3 separate regions of the Homo sapiens genome follow, and regions 2 and 3 are each linked to region 1. Evidence: chromatin loops called from intact Hi-C (ENCODE). Cell type or tissue: PC-9. All regions are shown on one strand. Each heading gives the region's core, and the rest is flanking DNA. Links, peaks and the distances in the headings are about the cores only. Region 1 holds the start of STYK1 (serine/threonine/tyrosine kinase 1). Region 2 has its middle 19 kb from the start of OLR1. Region 3 overlaps LOC105369657 (a long non-coding RNA gene).

The links. Peaks named below come from ENCODE experiments on the same cell type or tissue, not always from the same donor. Only the 100,000 strongest peaks of a DNase experiment are listed, where the experiment ranks them.
Region 2: a loop joins it to region 1, with 15 times the contacts of the local background. A loop is called at or near these places in 12 of 110 quality-filtered maps.
Region 3: a loop joins it to region 1, with 12 times the contacts of the local background. A loop is called at or near these places in 3 of 110 quality-filtered maps.

What each region holds. Positions count from the first base shown.
Region 1 is chr12:10,671,463-10,677,430 of GRCh38, forward strand. It overlaps STYK1 (serine/threonine/tyrosine kinase 1), which reads right to left and starts at 2,590. Exons shown (of 11, transcript NM_018423.3): 1 at 2,504-2,590. In PC-9, for the core only: CTCF peaks have their summits at 2,883 (motif pointing left) and 3,084; a DNase peak (open chromatin) is centred at 2,669; H3K4me3 peaks cover 2,135 bases; H3K27ac peaks cover 1,500 bases.
Region 2 is chr12:10,150,162-10,156,129 of GRCh38, forward strand. No RefSeq gene overlaps it. Among named protein-coding and RNA genes, the nearest start is that of OLR1, 19 kb to the right of the region's middle. RefSeq lists enhancers at 3,125-3,628, 3,483-3,572, 3,583-3,772. In PC-9, for the core only: CTCF peaks have their summits at 3,256 (motif pointing right) and 3,458 (motif pointing left); a DNase peak (open chromatin) is centred at 3,310; H3K4me3 peaks cover 751 bases.
Region 3 is chr12:10,498,006-10,503,973 of GRCh38, forward strand. It overlaps LOC105369657 (a long non-coding RNA gene), which reads right to left. Exons shown (of 6, transcript XR_931355.4): 4 at 2,399-2,596; 5 at 2,119-2,223; 6 at 1-1,956. Among named protein-coding and RNA genes, the nearest start is that of EIF2S3B, 4.9 kb to the right of the region's middle. In PC-9, for the core only: CTCF peaks have their summits at 3,123 and 3,322; no DNase peak of the experiment used is centred there.

The DNA of each region.
Region 1 (5,968 bases), core at 1,366-3,865:
ATGAGAAACACTTTACCGGCCATTCCTGGCTTTGAAGATGGAGGAAGGGTCCATGAGCCAAGGACTGTAGCAGCCTCTAGAGACTGAAGGAGGCAAGGAAATTGATTCTCCCTTAGAGCCTCCAAAAAGAACCATCCATTTGGAAACCTGCCCATCCATTTTTACTTCTGACCCCCAGAACTGTAAGATAAAACTTTATGTTGTTTAAAGCCACCACCATTGTGGTAATTTGTTACAGTGGCAACAGGAAATGTACACACTCAGGTTAAAAGAAAACAGAGCTGCAGAATCACATAACTCCTGGCAGATCTTCGGAGCACATGTTGGTTGGGACTGGTTGTGAGGGTTTGGGACAGGTGGGAAATAGTTTCTGCCAGAGAAAACTGAAATACATGCAATGCTCAACTAACTTGTGCATAATTAAAGACATTAGTTGTTAAAGGGTTGAACTGTACACCCTCTCAAAATTAATATGCTGACATTCTAACCCCCAGTAACTCATAATGTAACTTTATTGGGAGATGATAGTGCAGAGATAATCAATTAAAATGAGGTAATTAGGATGGACCCTAATCCAATAAGACTAGTGTCCTTATAAAAAGGGGAAATTCAGAGACATATATACAGGGAGAACACCATATAAACATCAAGACAGCCATCTACAAGCCAAAGAAAGAGGCCTGGAATAGATGCAGGCTTCATAACATGTTAGTTTTGGATAGCCAGCCTACTGAACTGTGAGAAAATCATTTCGTTGTTTAAGCCAGAGGTCACCAACACCCGGGGCGCCGACAGGTACGGGGTGCACAGCAGGAAATCAGAGGCAGGTGAGCCAGCAAAGCTTCATCTGCATTTACAGCCACTCCCCATCGCTGTCATTGCCTCCTGAGCTCCTCCTCCTGTCAGATAAGCCACGACATTAGATTTTCTTTCTTTTTCTTCCTCTTGTATTTTTGGTAGAGATGGGTTTCGCCAAGTTGCCCAGGCTGGTCTCAAACTCCTGAACTCAGGGCGATCCACCCACCAACTCCTCCTAAAGTGGTGTGATTACAGGTGTGAGCCACCGTGCCCACTAGCATTAGATTGTCATAGGAGCGTGAACCCTATTGTGAACTGCTCATGTGAGGGATATAGGTTGCGAACTCCTTATGAGACTCTAATGCCTGATGACGTAAGGTGGAACAGTTTCATTCTGAAACCATCTCCCGCCAACCTCATCGGCATCTGTGAAAAAAATTGTCTTCCACAAAATCAGTCCCTGGTGCCTGGTGCCAAAAGCCATGCAGTTTGTGGTACCTTGTTACAGCAGCCCTAGCAAACTCACACAGTAATGGAGGCACTGAACGAAAAAGTATATGATTTTCATTGAAGCAAATACTTCATGATGTCTCATTGAAAGACCTAGCTGCCCCCTAGCTAGCTGTCAGTGGAGATTCCGGTGCATTGAGGGGGAAAAACCAGGTAGACAGCACAGAGTTCTGTTTCCAGGTGTATTTCAGTTGAGCTGTGCTGCACATTACAGTAACTCGACTCCTTTATTGCCACTACTTCCCACCGAGTGGGAAGGAAGTGTGGTCTCATAGGTATAAGAAACTCCAATGTGGAGAGGACCCATTACAGAAGGAAGCAACAATCGCATAAATGAAAGAAAGAAAGGGGGGATGAAGGGTTGATAGAGAAAAATGAAAGAGGAAAAAAGACATTGAAAAGAAAACAGAGGCTAAAATGGTGAAACCCCGTCTCTACTAAAAATACAAAAAAATAAATAGCCGGCCGTGGTGGTGGGAGCCTGTAATCCCAGCTACTTGGGAGGCTGAGGCAGGAGAATCGCTTGAACCTGGGAGGCGGAGGTTGCAGTGAACCGAGATCGCGCCATTGCACTCCAGCCTGAGTGACAGAGCAAGACTCCCTCCCCCACTCCCCACCCCAAATAAAAAGAAGGAAAGAAAACAGAGATTCAGTCAACAAGGGATAGCACATCAGGCTGTACACTTTTAAAGCATGGTTATTGATATCTCATTTAAATATCGCAACAACCCTGGAAAGTAATTACCGTATTTATGCTTTGCAGATGAGGAAGCCGAAGCTGAAAGCAACGATTCCATGGTCTGAAAGGCTATGCAGTCCTCTGACAAGTAATTCCTGTAACCTCATTCTTTCCCTTCCCCCTCTCCTGATGGCCCCCTCTCCAGGAATAAACAGAGGTCCCCCATTCCTGGGTTTTCTCATGTTTCTCTCTGCACCAAATCTGCTGAGTCAGGTTTACTCCCTTATCATATAGAAACACAGAAGCCAAACCCCACAAGATGCTGGTTCCGAAGAAACACAGGTTAATTCACTTGGTGATTTCTGTTTGTTCACATAAACACCCGTTCCGCTCCCAGCCTCTTCCCTTTTTCTCCCTCCCCAACTGCAAAGTCCTCCCCCAGCTGCCTCGCTGCCATTCCCTTCCCACCTTCTTTACCCTCCCCGCCGCGCCCGCCCCCCATACCCCGTTCACTACCGTGTCCCTCCTCTGGTCACTCCGGTTTCCGATGGCACCGGCCCAGTCGGAGGGGAAATAATGACAGGGTTGGGTAGGGCAAGGTGTGCCAGCCTCAAGGAAATGCTTTTCAGTCCCTCCTTCCCACTGCGGGGCGTGGCTGCCGGCAAAGGATGGAGTTCGGGCGGGCTCCCGCGAAGGGAAGTCTGCGGGCTCCGAGGTTTCCGGGACTCGCCACACTCGAGCCACAGGAAACCTCTGCTGCAACTGTAAAGGCTGGACTTGTTGCTGATCTATACTCATTTCCTACTCTAGTGATTGCTAGATGTCAGGTATCACGGTGACTCCAGTCCAGGTGAAAACGGAGTCACGATACAGGGCAACAGCGCCACCTCACGGCCGGCCCCGTAGCAGCGGCCTCCATTGGCGCCTAAAAATGGTCAGGATTCACATTCAGGTGGATTATTCCGCGCCAGGAACATTCTCCACCTGAAGGCTTTGCCGGGGTGTTACAAGATAATACTGAAGGGACGGGAGTGGTGGCTTACGCCTGTAATCCCAGAACTTTGAGAGGCCAAGGCGGGTGGATCACCTGAGGTCAGCAGTTCGAGACCAGCCTGGCCAACGTGGCGAAACCCCGTCTCTACTAAAAATACAAAAATTAGGCGTGATGGCGGGCGCCTATAATCCCAGCTACTCAGGAGGCTGAAGCAGGAGAATCTCTTGAACCCAGGAGGCAGAGATCGCATAGAGCCGAGATTGTGCCACTGCATTGCAGCTTGGGCGACAGAGCAAGACTCCGTCTCAGAAAAAAAAAAAAAAAAAAGAAAAAAAAAAGTACTGACCACTGCGGAGACGTGGGGGAACCTATAAGGAATTAATGAGAATTAAAACCCCAAGATTACGTAATAGATCATTCATTTAGAGCCCGCGCGCGCGCGCGCGCGCACACACACACACACACACACACACACACATATATCCCATTATGTCCTGGGTTCTCCTCTGGGGAAACAGTGAACAAGGTAGTTATGTTACCCGTCCACATGGAAACTAAAATAATAGAAAATACTTAAGACAATAGATAGCTGAAGGAATTCTGTTAGATATTAACACCTAATACAAATTCAATTAAAGAAATAAGAGTCATAGGTAACTTGAATATGTGACCAATTTATTCAGCATTGAACGCATACCAAACACAAACTGACAGTCATTAGAGCAAAAAGAACTTGAGTCAATGTAATGTGGCATATTTAGAGATTGAGGTATGTCAGTTCTCTAGAGCTTTCTCTATTGGCATTTTCACTTCCTTCAGGGCTTTTTAAAAACAGGATGAATTGTACTTAATGCCACTGAACTGTTCATTTTTAAATGGCTAATGGTTGATTTTATGTTATGTGAATTTTACCTCAAAAGGGGAAAGGAAGACATCTCATCAGTTAGTTGTTCTTTAGATTCTTTATGTCATAAGTGATACATCAAATCCAAATGAACTGATTGGAACTTCATATTATGTAATTTTCTACTCTACCTCCCCAAGCATGCTCCTCCATGACAGATAAAGTGGTTTACTCATTTTTAAAATTTCTGCAATGTATTGCTAGATACTCATTCTGATGCACAGAATTTTGTCTAAAATCTAGTTACTATTATAGAAATAGAAGTTAAAAAAGAAACCAAAATACAATCCAGAAAGGGGAGGCAAAATTTTTCTCTCCAATTTTTTTGAGCAAATCACATAAATTATACATTAAAAACATTTTGAGTTAGAGAAAACACTGGAAATGATAATGCCCACACACAGAAACAACTAAGTACCAAATAGTCTGAGTTACACAGCAGACATTCACCAGGAGTTATATATGTATAGCTAGTCCCACACATTATACTCATTAATAAGATGGTTAGAATATCCATTATTTCTCTTTTTTCTTCAAGTTTTCATTCCCTTGTAATTTCAATTATTACCTCCATCTCAAATTTATAAGCCTCCAACTCATTGTCAACAATGCTTTGGCCCCAGTGTTTCTACCAGATCGTTATTTCTGCCTCATTATTAATTCCATAGGAATTTGTTGAATGCCCATTATCTCTCTGTCCAGATTAAGTACTGAACGGTAGTGGGAAGTCACACTGAAATATACACTGGAGATCTCTTCCTTCTCCAGTTTAGCCTACATGAATCCTAACTGCCAGATCCTGCGCTCCTCTAAACTGTTAAAGCCATCCATCCATGTGTTACTTAGTATATTCCCTCTTGTATGATTCTGCAGTTGTGAGGAAGGAATCTACTGGTTTAGTGGGGTGGAATCTATTTACGGAAGGCATGGAGGAATTCCTGGAAAGTCACTCATTATAAGAAAAAAGAAAATCAAAGCACAAAGGTATTTTCCACTAACAAGAATAGCTTGGGGTTCAGCGCTGGGTCTGCATCTCAATGTCCTTTGGCCAAGCCCGTATGCAATAACAGAGTCCTAGTGAGAGGGGACTCTCAAGTACAACTGGTAGAGTTATTTCACAGAAAAATACAACAGCAACAACAAAACCGTATGAGACCTTGTGTACACAAGGTAGCTTTGCTTTGGAACTGTTTTCAAGGGAATATAACACAAAAGCGGGGCAGGTGAATTCTTCCAACTTTATCTGGAAATGCAGTTCAACTTTCACAAAAGGGCAAGCAGTGGCTACCAGTAGGAGATAGCTCCACATGGGCCTGAGGCTTACCTGAAAGGCTTGCACTGGCACAGAGGATCAGAGTCACTCTGATGAAAATTATAAACAAAGTCAGCAGTAGAGTCACTGCTGCAGCAATGCCTGGCATGTAAATGGAGTTCCCAGGCATTTAGAGAACAATAGACATCACCAGAAGAAATCTAAGACAAGGAAAAGAGTGGATTCTATGTAGCCGCTAGGGTTTGGGATTGTGAAAATTTATGAGGTCCTCTACTATCTTGAGGATCTTCAGGGACAGTTGGGGAAAAGATCTTTTAAGAAACAACAGAGGTTCTGCAACCAACTAAAGGCGGCGACAGAGTATGGGAAATTACTATTCATATGACCTCATGTTTAACCCTGGTTGGTATACCCTAGAGAATATTGATCATTGGTAAGCTTCCATGTATATGTTGTTTCTTTTTACCTTATATATTAGTTTTCCATTGCTAACATAACACATTACCACACACTTAGTGGTCTAAACAACATAAATGTTTTATTTTACAGTTCTGTAAGTCAGAAGTCAACAAAATTCTATGTGGATTAAAATCAAGGTATTAGCAGGCCTGTATTCTTTTCTAGAGGTTCCTGGGAAGAATTTGTTTTCTTGCCTTTCCCAGCTTATAAAGGTCTCCCATATTCTTTGGTTGATAGCCTTTTTGATCCCCCCGTCTTCAGAGCCAACAGTGGCTGGTTGAGTCCTCTCACATCAGGTGTGTGTTTCTGTGACCCTTCTGTCATTGCTGTGTGTCCTGCTCTCTCTGACCA
Region 2 (5,968 bases), core at 2,109-4,608, 520 kb before region 1:
TTAAATTCTGTTTATGTGGTGAGTCACATATATTGATTTGCATATGTCAAACCAACCTTGAATCATAGATATAGCCTACTTCATTGTGGTTAATTAACTTTTTTTTGTATTATTAATTTTTATTCTTTTTAGAGACAGGCCTCGCTATGTTGCCCAGGCTAGTCTCGAGCTCCTGAGCTCAAGCAGTACTCCTGTTTCAGACTCCCAAAGTGCTGGAATTACAGGCATGAGCCACTGCACCCAACTGATTGTGGTGAATTAACTTTTTGATCTGCTACTGGATTTGGTTTGCTGGTATTTTGCTGAGGATTTTTGCATCTATGTTTATTGAGGATGTTGGCCTCAAGTTTTCTTTTTTGTTCTGTCCGAATGATACTGGCTTCATAGAATGAGTTAGGGAGGAGCCCTCTCCTCAATTTTTTGTAATAATTTCAGTAGAATTTGTACTACTTCTTCTTTGTCCATCTGCTATAATTCAGCTCTGAAGCCATCTTGTTCAAGACTTTTGTTGGTTGGTAGATTTCTTATTATTGTTTCAATTTTGGAATTTGTTATTGGTCTGTTCAGGTTTTTGCTTTCTTCCTGGTTCAATCTTGGGAAGTTATATGTTTCCAGGAATTTATCCATTTCCTCTAGATTTTTAATTTGCATAGAGATTTTCATAATGGTCTCTTAGGATCCTTTGTATTTCTGAGGAATTTGTTGTAATCTCATCTTTGTAATTTCTGATTGTGCTTATTTCTTTTTTTTATTAACCTACCTTATGGCCTATCAATCATGATTATTCTTTCAAAGAACCAGTTCTTGGTTTCATTGATCTTTCATATGGTGTTTTGCAACTCAATTTCATTCAGTTCCTGTTTGATTGTATTTTTATTTTTTATTTTATTTCATTTTTTTGAGACAGAGTCTCACTGTGTCACCCAGGCTGGAGTGCAGTGGCACGATCTCAGCTCACTGTGACCTCCACCTCCTGGGTTCAAGAGATTCTCATGCCTCAGCCCCCCGAGTAGCTGGGATTACAGGCATGCACCACCACACCAGAATAATTTTTTTTTTTTTTGAGACAGAATCTTGTTCTGTCACCCAGGCTGGAATGCAGTGGCACGATCTTGGCTCACTGCAACCTCTGCCTCCTGGGTTCAAGTGATTCTCCTGCCTCAGCCTCCTGAGAAGCTGGGACTGCAGGCAGACACCACCATGCTCAGCTAATTTTTGTATTTTTTAGTAGAGATGGGGTTTCACCATGTTGGCCAGGCTGGTTGTGAACTCCTGACCTGAAGTGATCCGCCCACCTCGACCTCCCAAAGTGCTGCGATTGCAGGCATGAGCCACTGTGCCTGGCCTAGAGTTAGTACTGATATGTGACATTGATCCTGTCATCATGTTCTTAGCTGGTGACTTTGTAGTTTCTATTGCATAGTTGCTTTATATTGTTGGTGGGCTATGTGGTTAAATGCATTTTTGTGATAGCAGGTATCATTCTTTCATTTCCATCTTTACAGCACTCCTATAAAGACGTCTTGTAAGGCTAGTCTAGTGGTAACAAATTCCCTTAAGCATTTGCTTGTCTGAGAAATTTATTTCCCCTTCACCAGTCAAGCTTAGTTTATCAGGACATAAATTTTTTGGTTGGAATTCCTTCTCTTTAAGAACACTGAAAATAGGCCCCAATCTCTTCTGACTCATAAGGCTTTTGCTTAGAGGTCTGCTACTAGCCTGATGGTCCTCATTTTGTAAACGACCTGACCCTTCTCTCTAGATGCCTTTACATTTTTTCTTTTGCATTAACCTTGATGAATCTGATAACTATGTGCCTTGGGAATGCTTGTTGTGTCTAGTATCTCATGGGGGTTATCTGTACTTCTTTTTTTTTTTTTTTTGAGATGGAGTTTCACTCTTGTTGCCCAGGCTGGAGGGCAATGGCACGATCTTGGCTCACTGCAACCTCTGCCTCCCAGGTTCAAGCGATTCTCCTGCCTCAGCCTCCCAAGTAGCTGGGATTACAGGCATGCACCACCATGTCCAGCTAATTTTTGTATTTTTAGTACAGACGGGTTTGCCATGTTGGCCAGGCTGGTCTTGAGCTCCTGACCTCAAGTGATCTACCCACCTTGGCCTCCCAAATGCTGGGATTCAGGCATGAGACAACACGCCAGGCCTTATATTTCTTAAATTTGTATGTTAACATCTCTAGTGGGAGTGGAGAGATTGTCATGGATCGTATCCTCAAATATATTTTCCAAATAGCTTACTCTCTCTCCTCTCTCAGGAATACCAATGAGTTATAGGTTTGGTCTCTCTATATAATTCCATATTTCTCAGGGCTTTTGTCCATTTTTTTAAAATTATTTCTTCTTTATTTTTGTCTGACTGAGTTGATTCAAAGAACCAGTCTTTGAATTTCTTCACAGCTTGGTCTATTCTGCTATTAATGCTTCCAAATGTATTATGAAATTCTTGTAGTAAATGTGTCAATTCCAGAAGTTCAGTATGGTTCGTTCTTAAAATTATTTTTTTCAGGCTGGGTGTGGTGGTTCACGCCTGTAATCACAGCACTTTGGAAGGCCAAGGCAGGTGGATCGCTTGAGGTCAGGAGTTCAAGACCAGCCTGGCCAACATGGCGAAACCCTGTCTCTACCAAAAAATACAAACAATTAGCCAGGCCTGGTTGTGTTCGCCTGTAATCCTAGCTACTTGGGAGGCTGAAGCAGGAGAATCGCTTTAACCTGGTAGGTGTAGGTCGCAGTGAGCTGAGATCGTGCCACTGTACTCCAGCCTGGGTGACAGAGCAAGACTCCATCTCAAAAATAAATAAATAAATAAATAAATAAAAGTCTTTTATCTTTCAGCTCTTGGATCATTTTACTGGATTCCTTGGATTGCGTTTCAACAGCCTCCTGAGTCTCAGTGAGCTTTCTTTCCATCTAGGTTCTCATTTCTGTGTCTGTCATTTCATTCTGGTTAAGAGCCATTGCTGGGGAGCTAGTGTGCTCATTTGGAGGTAAGGGGACACTCTTACTTTTTAATTGGCAAAATTCTTTCTCTTCTGAGAGGGCTGGTATTCCTTTAACTGTGGTGTAAGTTGAATATAGTCATTTGCTTCATTTATGAGTGCTGTCAGAGGGCCAAGGCTCTGTACAAGATCTTTGTGGCTGGATTCTTGCCCTGAGTTTCACAGACCAATATTTAATATATTGGCAGAATATTTTTGGTGTAATTTGGGCTATCATCCAGCAGATGGCGCATAAGAGTAACGGCCAGCGCTGCGGGTTTTTACGTTTCAGCGAGCTCGCAACAACGTCCTGTGGTGTGGCCCAGCGCGGGGAGCTGACCCCACCAGCTCCGCTCTCAAGCCTTCGGAGAGTCCTCTCCAGTCACTATCGTCATTCCCGCATTTCCTTTGCTAGGCTGTCCGGGCTGGGCAGCTCCCTCAGGCGGACACCCATGGCTGGCAGACCTTCCGCGCCTGCCCCTAATCTGGGCATATCACTCCCTCGGTTTTCTGAGACTCGGGACTCCTTGCCCGCTGGAGCGCAGGCCATGAATCTGGGTCCCGCACTGCGGCGCTGCACGCCGCAGCCCAGGGCTTTGGCCCCAGCCAGCACATCCGCCATCCTGCACCCCAGGTTCCGGCACGGGCTGCGACGGGGCCTCGGAACTGCTCCCAAGCGGCTGGGAAAGAACTCAGTCAGGCATGTCGGCCTGCAAAGCACCCAGGATGGGCAGTGGAGTCTGCACCGTTGACAGGCTCCTAGAGCGGCCAGGCAGAGGACTTGAGAGGGGCTGGAGGGCAGGAGGTCCTGCGGAACAGAAGTGCCCCACTCCGAAGGGAAAGTCGACCCTGCTGTTCTCTTTGCGCGGCAGTCAGTGGGGTTAGAGTTATTCGGAAGAGGACGGAGAGCCTTGGGGGATGGGTGCGCATGGCCATGTTCCACTGGAACTGCCCCCAACGCAAAACAAACAAACAAACAACAACAACAACAAAAACCGGGCTCTATGCAGGCTGGAGTTCTGCCTCTGCCTGCTTGTAGGGCATATCCCCATGCCAGTTCGAATGTTTATGGGGAGTGTAGGATCTCTTGTGGCTGGAATCCTAGAGGTCCACAGCAAGAGTGGGCTGCCTTGCCAAGGGTTGTTCAGGGCCAGGAACTGGCACTGGTGTTCCAGAACCTGAAAGGGTTCCCGGTCTCCCTTTCTGTCAGCGGGAGTGGTGCTTCCTGTCTGCGTCTATTTGGCCATCTTGTCTCTGTTGACCAAATAGCTTTTTTGAGAAGAAAAATGAAATTGATAAATCTCTAGCTAAGCCGATTAGTTTTAAAAAAAAAAGATACAATTAACACTGTCAGGAAGGAAGTGGCAATGCTAAAGATTCTACAGATATTCAAATAATTTTTAAAAATGGTATGCCAATAAATTAAACAACTTAGATGAAGCTCATAAATTCCTTGAAAGTAACCACCAAAGCTCATTGAAGAAGGAATCCTTTGAACAGCTCAACATCTAAAAAAAACTGAATCTGGCCGGGTGCGGTGGCTCACGCCTGTAATCCCAGCACTTTGGGAGGCTGAGGCGGGCGGATCACAAGGTCAGGAGTTCGAGACCAGCCTGGCCAGCATGGTGAAACCCCGCCCCTACTAAAATACAAAAATTAGAGGGACATGGTGGCTCGCGCCTGTAATCCCAGCTACTTGGGGGCTGAGGCAGGAAAATCGCTTGAACCCGGGAGGCGGAGGTCGCAGTGAGCCGAGATGGTGCCACTGCACTGCAGCCTGGGCGACAAAGCAAGTCTCCGTCTCAAAAAAAAGAAAAAAAAGAAACTGAATCTGTAGTTGAAAACCTTACTACAAAGAAAACCCTATGCCCAGATGACTTCAAGGGTAAATTGTATCAAACATTTAATGAAGAAATAGTACTAATTCTAAACCAAATCTTCCAGAAAAATTGACATTGAGAAATATTTATCTGATATTCAAATAAGGCAAAGTCATAAAGAGAAAAGAAAACTATGTTTAAAAATACTGGCCATGGCCAAGCACGGTGGCTCACACCTGTAATCCCAGCACTTTGGGGGCCTAGGCGGGCAGATCACCTGAGGTCAGGAGTTCGAGACCACCCTGGCCAACATGGTGGAACCCTATCTCTACTAAAAATGCAAAAATTTGCTGAGTATGGTGGGGGGTGCCTGTAATCCCAGCTACTCAGGAGGCCAAGGCAGGAGAATCGCTTGAACCCGGGAGACAGAGGTTGCAGTGAGCCAAGATCGCGCCACTGCACTCCAGCCTGGGCGACAGAGCAAAACTCCACCTCAAAAAAAAAAAAAAAAGTACTGGCCAGGCATGGTGGGTCACACCTGTAATCCCAACACTTTGAGAGGCCGAGGCAGGAGGATCACTTGAACCTGGGACTTCAAGGCCAGCCAGGGCAACATAAGAAGAGCCTGTCTCTTTCTCTCAAATTAAAATAATTAGCTGGGGATGATGGTGCATGCCTGTGGTCACCGTTGTCCCAGCTACTTTGGAGGCTGAGGCAGGAGGATCACTTCAGCCTGGGAGGTCAAAGCTTCAGTGACCTGTGGTCGTGCCACTGCAGTCCAGCCTGGGCAACAGAGTAAGACTCTACCTCTAAAAAACCAGAACAAAATGAACAGAAACAAAAAACCCATAAATATAGTTGCAAACATTCTAAGCCAAATTTTAACAGAAATAACCCATAATATAATACATATAACAGATCTAATCCATTAATATAATGCAATCCTAAATTGTTTTAACCTTATATAATTAATGAGTGTAATTCATGTTAAAAGACTAGAAATTTTTAACCTAAAAAAAAACAAAGAAAATACTAGATATTTTTAAAATAAAAATGTATATATAATCATCTCAATAGATGTAGAAAAATATTAGACAAAATTAACACCTATTCCTGATCAGTCCTCTAAGAATGCAAGGAACAAAAGGGAACT
Region 3 (5,968 bases), core at 1,964-4,463, 170 kb before region 1:
CCCTGGGAGCCAAGAAATATCTGTTGTTGTAGCTTTCTGGAGCATAAAAAAAATGTTGACCAGAAAATAGTATATCTTTGAATGTGCTGTCTTGTACAAAATATTCTTTTCATTTTTTTATTTGACTCAATATTAAATATCCCAGAAAACGACTTTCAAATGTGCAAACACTGGGCAGCCTAACATTTTGGATAAGGTCCATCTTACATACTCCTATCACAGTCCAGGCTTACACCTAGCTTTGTGCTGGAACTCTGACTTCTGTGACTTGCTCCCCTATGTATTGTAAGTACCTTAATGGACCATGCTTACTTAACCTTTATAACCCTGGGGCTATCACAGCAACTGGCCACATATGTTAACCCAATAAATGTGAGTTCAGTGAATAAATAAATGATATAGAATTGATGTCATTTCCCAGAGCATCTATTCATTCTGCACCACAGGTAGAAAAGCACAAAATGATATTTAAGATACAATATAGGTATTTCTTTTTTTTAACTTTTCTTACAGCCATAACTTTTAAGCAGCATGAAGAAAAATAGAAGTCTTTGTGAAAGGCATGTAATATATAAAAATTAAAATCTAATATGTTTGATTTTGTTAATTCGTTTTTTTCAACTTTTATTTTGGATTCAGAGGGCACATGACAGTGTGTGACATGGGTATATGTGTAATACTAAGGTTTGGGATAAAGATGATCCCATCACCCAAGTAGTAACCATAGTACCCAACAGGTAGTTTTGGGTACCACGCCAGCCTCTCTCCCATCCCCTAACAGTCGCTAATGTCTGTTTTTCCAGGTTTATATATTTGTGTACCAAATGTCTAACTCCCACTTATAAGTGAGAATATGCAGTGTTTGAGATTCTGTTTCTGCATTAATTCACTTAAGATTTTGGCATCCAGCTGCATACATACCGCCACAAAAAACATGATTTTATTTATCTTTATGTATGCATAGTATTCCATGGTGTACGCATACCACATTTTCTTTATTCAATCCACCATTAATGGGCACCTACATTGATTCTGTCTTTGTTGTTATGAATAGCACCATGAGGGACATAAACATACATACGTCTTTTTGGTGGAACAACTGATTTTCCTTTGGTTATATACCCTGTAATGGGATTGCTGGTCAAATGATAGATCTGCTTCAGGTTCTTTGAAAAATCTCTAAACTGCTTTCCACAGTGCCTGAATTAATTTTCATTTCTACCAATAGTGTATAAGTGTTCACTTTTCTCTGAAACCTCAAGAGCATCTTTTATTTTTTGACATTTTAATAACTGCCATTCTGACTGATGAGAGATATAGTTATGTTCTTAGCAAAAGGGTTGACTGAATTTTGTTAGCATAGTTTGTGCCTCACACTTTCCATGACTTCTTTCTTTTTCAAAATCCCTCTCTTAATTTCTGTTTCTTCTTTCAAACCAAAATGAAACCAAACTGACACCTCAAACTAATAAACCTAACCCCAAACTCTGTAGGTATTAAGGAGTAAACTCAGACAAAAATCTAAAAACTTGGAAATTTTTCCATTATGGTTTAACTAATGTTTCCAATATCAGTTTTTCTTTGGTATTTAATTGATTTAACAACTTTTTTTTTTTTTTTTTTTACAAAAGCATGCATCAGTTGTAAGCTATTCCATTTATACTTTTAAGAAGTCCTTTCAAACAATTTTAGTTGTCACATGTTTGGATTATGGTTTTATATCAAAATATTCTACTAAATAACCACTCCAACAGAATATATAGCATTATGTTCTAAAAATAGCATAAACCAGCTAGTCAAAGAAAGATTATTTTAGTTACAGATATTAACATGAATAGAATAAGATAAGGAAATAAGATAAAGTGTCTACATTCCAAATCCCTCCTCAGTCTATTTTAATGAGATGGAAATCCAGATTTCCGTAAAATTTTCTTCTCTTTTGTTACTTCTGAAATTCTGAAGAAAAATAATAATAGATATGTTTATGTAGAGATCAGGGTTTTTTAGGATATGCACAAAGATACATTTTTAAAAATCAGTCATTTTCTTTATATTAATTTTTCCTATCTTTTATAATCAATATTATAGGAAAATAAAACAAAAATAAATTAAAATTACCTTTTGCATTTCTAAAACTGGTTATGTATAGAAAATTCTCCTAAGAAGTGATTTTCTTGTGACAGAAACCACAGATCTATACACATGTCATCTCTTTCGAATAAGCTGTGATTAAATTGAGAGAATTAATTTTTTAAAGCAAAGTCAGAGAATTACAGTCATCTAAAAAAATGAAAATGCCACGATTAATTATCAAAGCAATAGGAACAGAACGCATATTAGCTGAAACTTTATTCTTTCAGGACTTAAACACTAGGAATTTAGTTCCTCAAACACTCACGGCCACAGTCTTAGTTCCTGCTTTTATTTTCCAAGTCATAGATTATTTTGACCATCTCATTTGGGACATTTTCTGTTTCATTGATCCATTTTTTTCTGAGTCTTGTCTTATAATTGTCAGATAAATAGTGCTTAAAACACTTTATAAAAGGTTATTCTAGCGTAAATTACACAACAGGTTATCCAGATTCCAGGGTTTCTGTGAAAATGTATATAAAGAAAATAAATTAGAAAGGATTTAGTGGTTACAGGACTCAGATACATCATTTCATATGACAGAAATAATTAAAATCCGGGAAGTAAAAATTTACTGAGGCAGGAAATAATTTATCATTGTACGATTCCAGAGAAAAATTAGCTTGATAAGTGAATTTGATAAAGATTTATATAAGGAAAATCGATACTGAAAGTTTCTAAAATATAGGATCTTCCTAGGAAGAAGCTTTTAGTTATAAAGTCTGTAATTTAGATGAAAAAAAGTCCCGATAACAATAGGTGAGTGAAAATGGGAAAATAAAAGAACTGTTGCATTTCTTCCTGCTTTATACAGTTTGGTTTTTAACTTGTGAATTTTTGGTATACTAGTTCAATTTTTATTTGTTTTTAGGATATTTAAATCAGTTTGAAGTGCTGCATCGTATTTTTCTGTGTTTCATGATTGTTCTTCATGGGGCATTTAAAAAATCAGTTTGAATGTTTTAATTCTCATTTTCTGTGTTCTTTCCATAGTATCTTCATATATTAATAGACTAAAAATGCTTTTTGTGGACTGGAATGATAGTTGGAGCACTGTATTGGATTCCTATGTCAAGAGTGTCCTCTTCTGTCAAAATATTGCAATGTATTCTCTTAAATGAATGATTTGGGGGAGAGAAGTTTCTTTTGTTTTGTCTTTTGAATGTCATTTTGTCTATCCTAACACCTCTCTTCAACACATACACGCACTTGCTTTTTTCCCTCATTTACTGAGCAGATTTTAAATGTGCTTTTTCCTTTCTTATGTTTTACCCTCTTCTCAGAAGTTTCGTTTTCCAAGACTAACTCTTCAAGTCCAAAACACACTTTCCTTCTGCCCACCAATCTGATCCTTTTGGAATTCCTTTTTAAATTTTCACAATTAGTGTGGTCTTGCTCTTTCTGAGGTAGTTGCCAGTTTATCTGAAACCCCTAGGGCACCATGAGAGGATAGAGATGGGATCTAGGAATAACACTGTAAGTTTTTTTTTTTTTAATTTACAATAATTTGAAGTTTTAGTATTTTCTGACCCCTAGTCATGCTAAAGACATACATTTGTCTGCTTTCATTTTTATTTTTGCATGTAATATATATATATATTTTAAGGCTATTGTAGGAGAATTTAAATTTAAGCAACTACCATTAGCTCTTTCTGTATAGTTTTATTTCAGTGGGTACCTAGGTTTCAGCAGAATTCTCTGCTGTCTACTTGTTTCTGAAATTATAAAGGGAATAACTATCCCCGCCTTGATTTTTCTTATTCTTGGCCTAGTTTTCATGAATAAACCACAAGAAAAAAGACATAATATTATCAATATTTTGTATTTCTACAGCCTAGTGAACCAGTACATTTTTATACATCTGGTAGATTTTGGTTGTAAATTCGTGTGGTTGAGAGTATGATTCCACACTAGAAAATTCTAAAGATTCTTTCAAAAGACTCCTAGATCCAGTAAATGACTTCGGTAAAGTTTTGAGATACAAAAATCAGTGGCATTTCTATGCACCAATAATGTTCAAGCTGACAAAAAAATCGAGAATGCAATCTCACTTACAATAACCACAGAAATAATAAAATAACTTGAGATTCATCTAACCAGACAGGAAAGCTCTCTTCAAGAAGAACTATAAAACATTGCCAAAAGAAACAATAGATGACACAAACAAAAGTAAAAATATTCTATGCTCAAGGATTGGAAAAATTAAATACTGTTAAAATGTCCATACTATTCAGAACAATCTACAGACTCAGTGCAATTCCTATCAAATTACCAATGTCTTTCTTCACAGAACTGAAAAAAAACTATTATAAAATTCATGTGGAACCAAAAAAGAGCCCAAATGTCAAACAAACAAACAAAAAAGCTGGAGGCTTCACATTACCTAGCTTAAAACTATAGTACATGGTTACAATAACCAAAACAGCATGGTACTGATTAAAAGAAAACCAGACATATAGACCAATGGAACAGAATAGAAAACACCAAAATAAACCCACATGGTAAACTAATTTTTATATTAATATAAGGATGCCATGAAATGACAGTCTCTTTGGCAAATCATGTTGGGAAAACTGAATATCCATATGTAGATGTTGGATTCATCATACACCAGGCACAAAATCAAATCAAAATCAACTGAAGATTTAAATGTAAGAACTAAAACTTTTAAACTCCTAGAAGAAAACATAGAGGAACAGTTTACATATAAGAAATATTATATAGAAACAATTTAAATCTAGGAATGTCCTAATAGACTGTACTAAATACACTTTATCTCTTTTTATCTCAATCTTTTATTTTTATTTTAGAATCAAGAGGTACATGTGCAGATTTTTTACATAAATATATTGCGTGATGCCAAGGTTTAGTTTTCATTTGACCCCATCACCACATAGTGAGCATAGTACCCAATAGGTGGGTTTCAACCCCTACACTCCTCCTTTCATCCCCCCTTTTGGAGTTGCAAGTGTCTATTGTTCTCATCTTTATGTCCATGTGTACTCAATGTCCAGCTCCCACTCATAAGTGAGAACATGTAAGTATTTGGTGTTCTGTTCCTGTGTTAATTTGATTAGGATAATGGCCTCCAGCTGCATCCATGTTGCTGTGAAGGACATCATTTTATTCTTTATTATGGCTTCATAGTATTCCATGAGTGTATGTGTACCACATTTTCTTTATCCAATCCACTTTTGATGGGCACCTAGGTTGATTCCATATCTTTACTATTGTGAATAATGCTGTGATAAACATACAAATTCCAGTGTATTTTAGTAGAATGATTTATTTTCCTTTGGGTATATACCCAGTAATGGGATAACTGGGCTGAATGGTAGTTGTGTTTTTAAGTTCGTTGAGAAATCTCCAAACTGGTTTCCACAGTGTCTTAACTAATTTACATTTCCACCAACAGTGTATCAGTGTCCCTTTTCTTGGCAACCTCACCAGCATCTCTTATTCTTTCACATTTTAATCAAAATGCCAAATTTGAATCACCATAGTGACTGGTGAGAGACAGTATCTCATTGTGGTTTTGATTTGCATTTCTCAAAGATCCCTTGATCTGTATGTCTGTTATTATGCCAGTACTACTGTAGCTTTGTAATAGTTTTGAATTCAGGGTGTATGATGCCTTTAACCTTGTTTAACCTTGTTCTTCTTCCTGGAGATTGCTTTGGCTATTCAGTGTCTTTTGTGGTTCTACATGAGTTTAATGAATATTTTTCTATTTTTGTAAAAAAAAGTGCAATTGTGATTTTGAACAGAATTGCCTTGAATCTATAGATGTATTTGATTACATTAAATTTTCATAAAAGCATAAGTAACCAAAGCA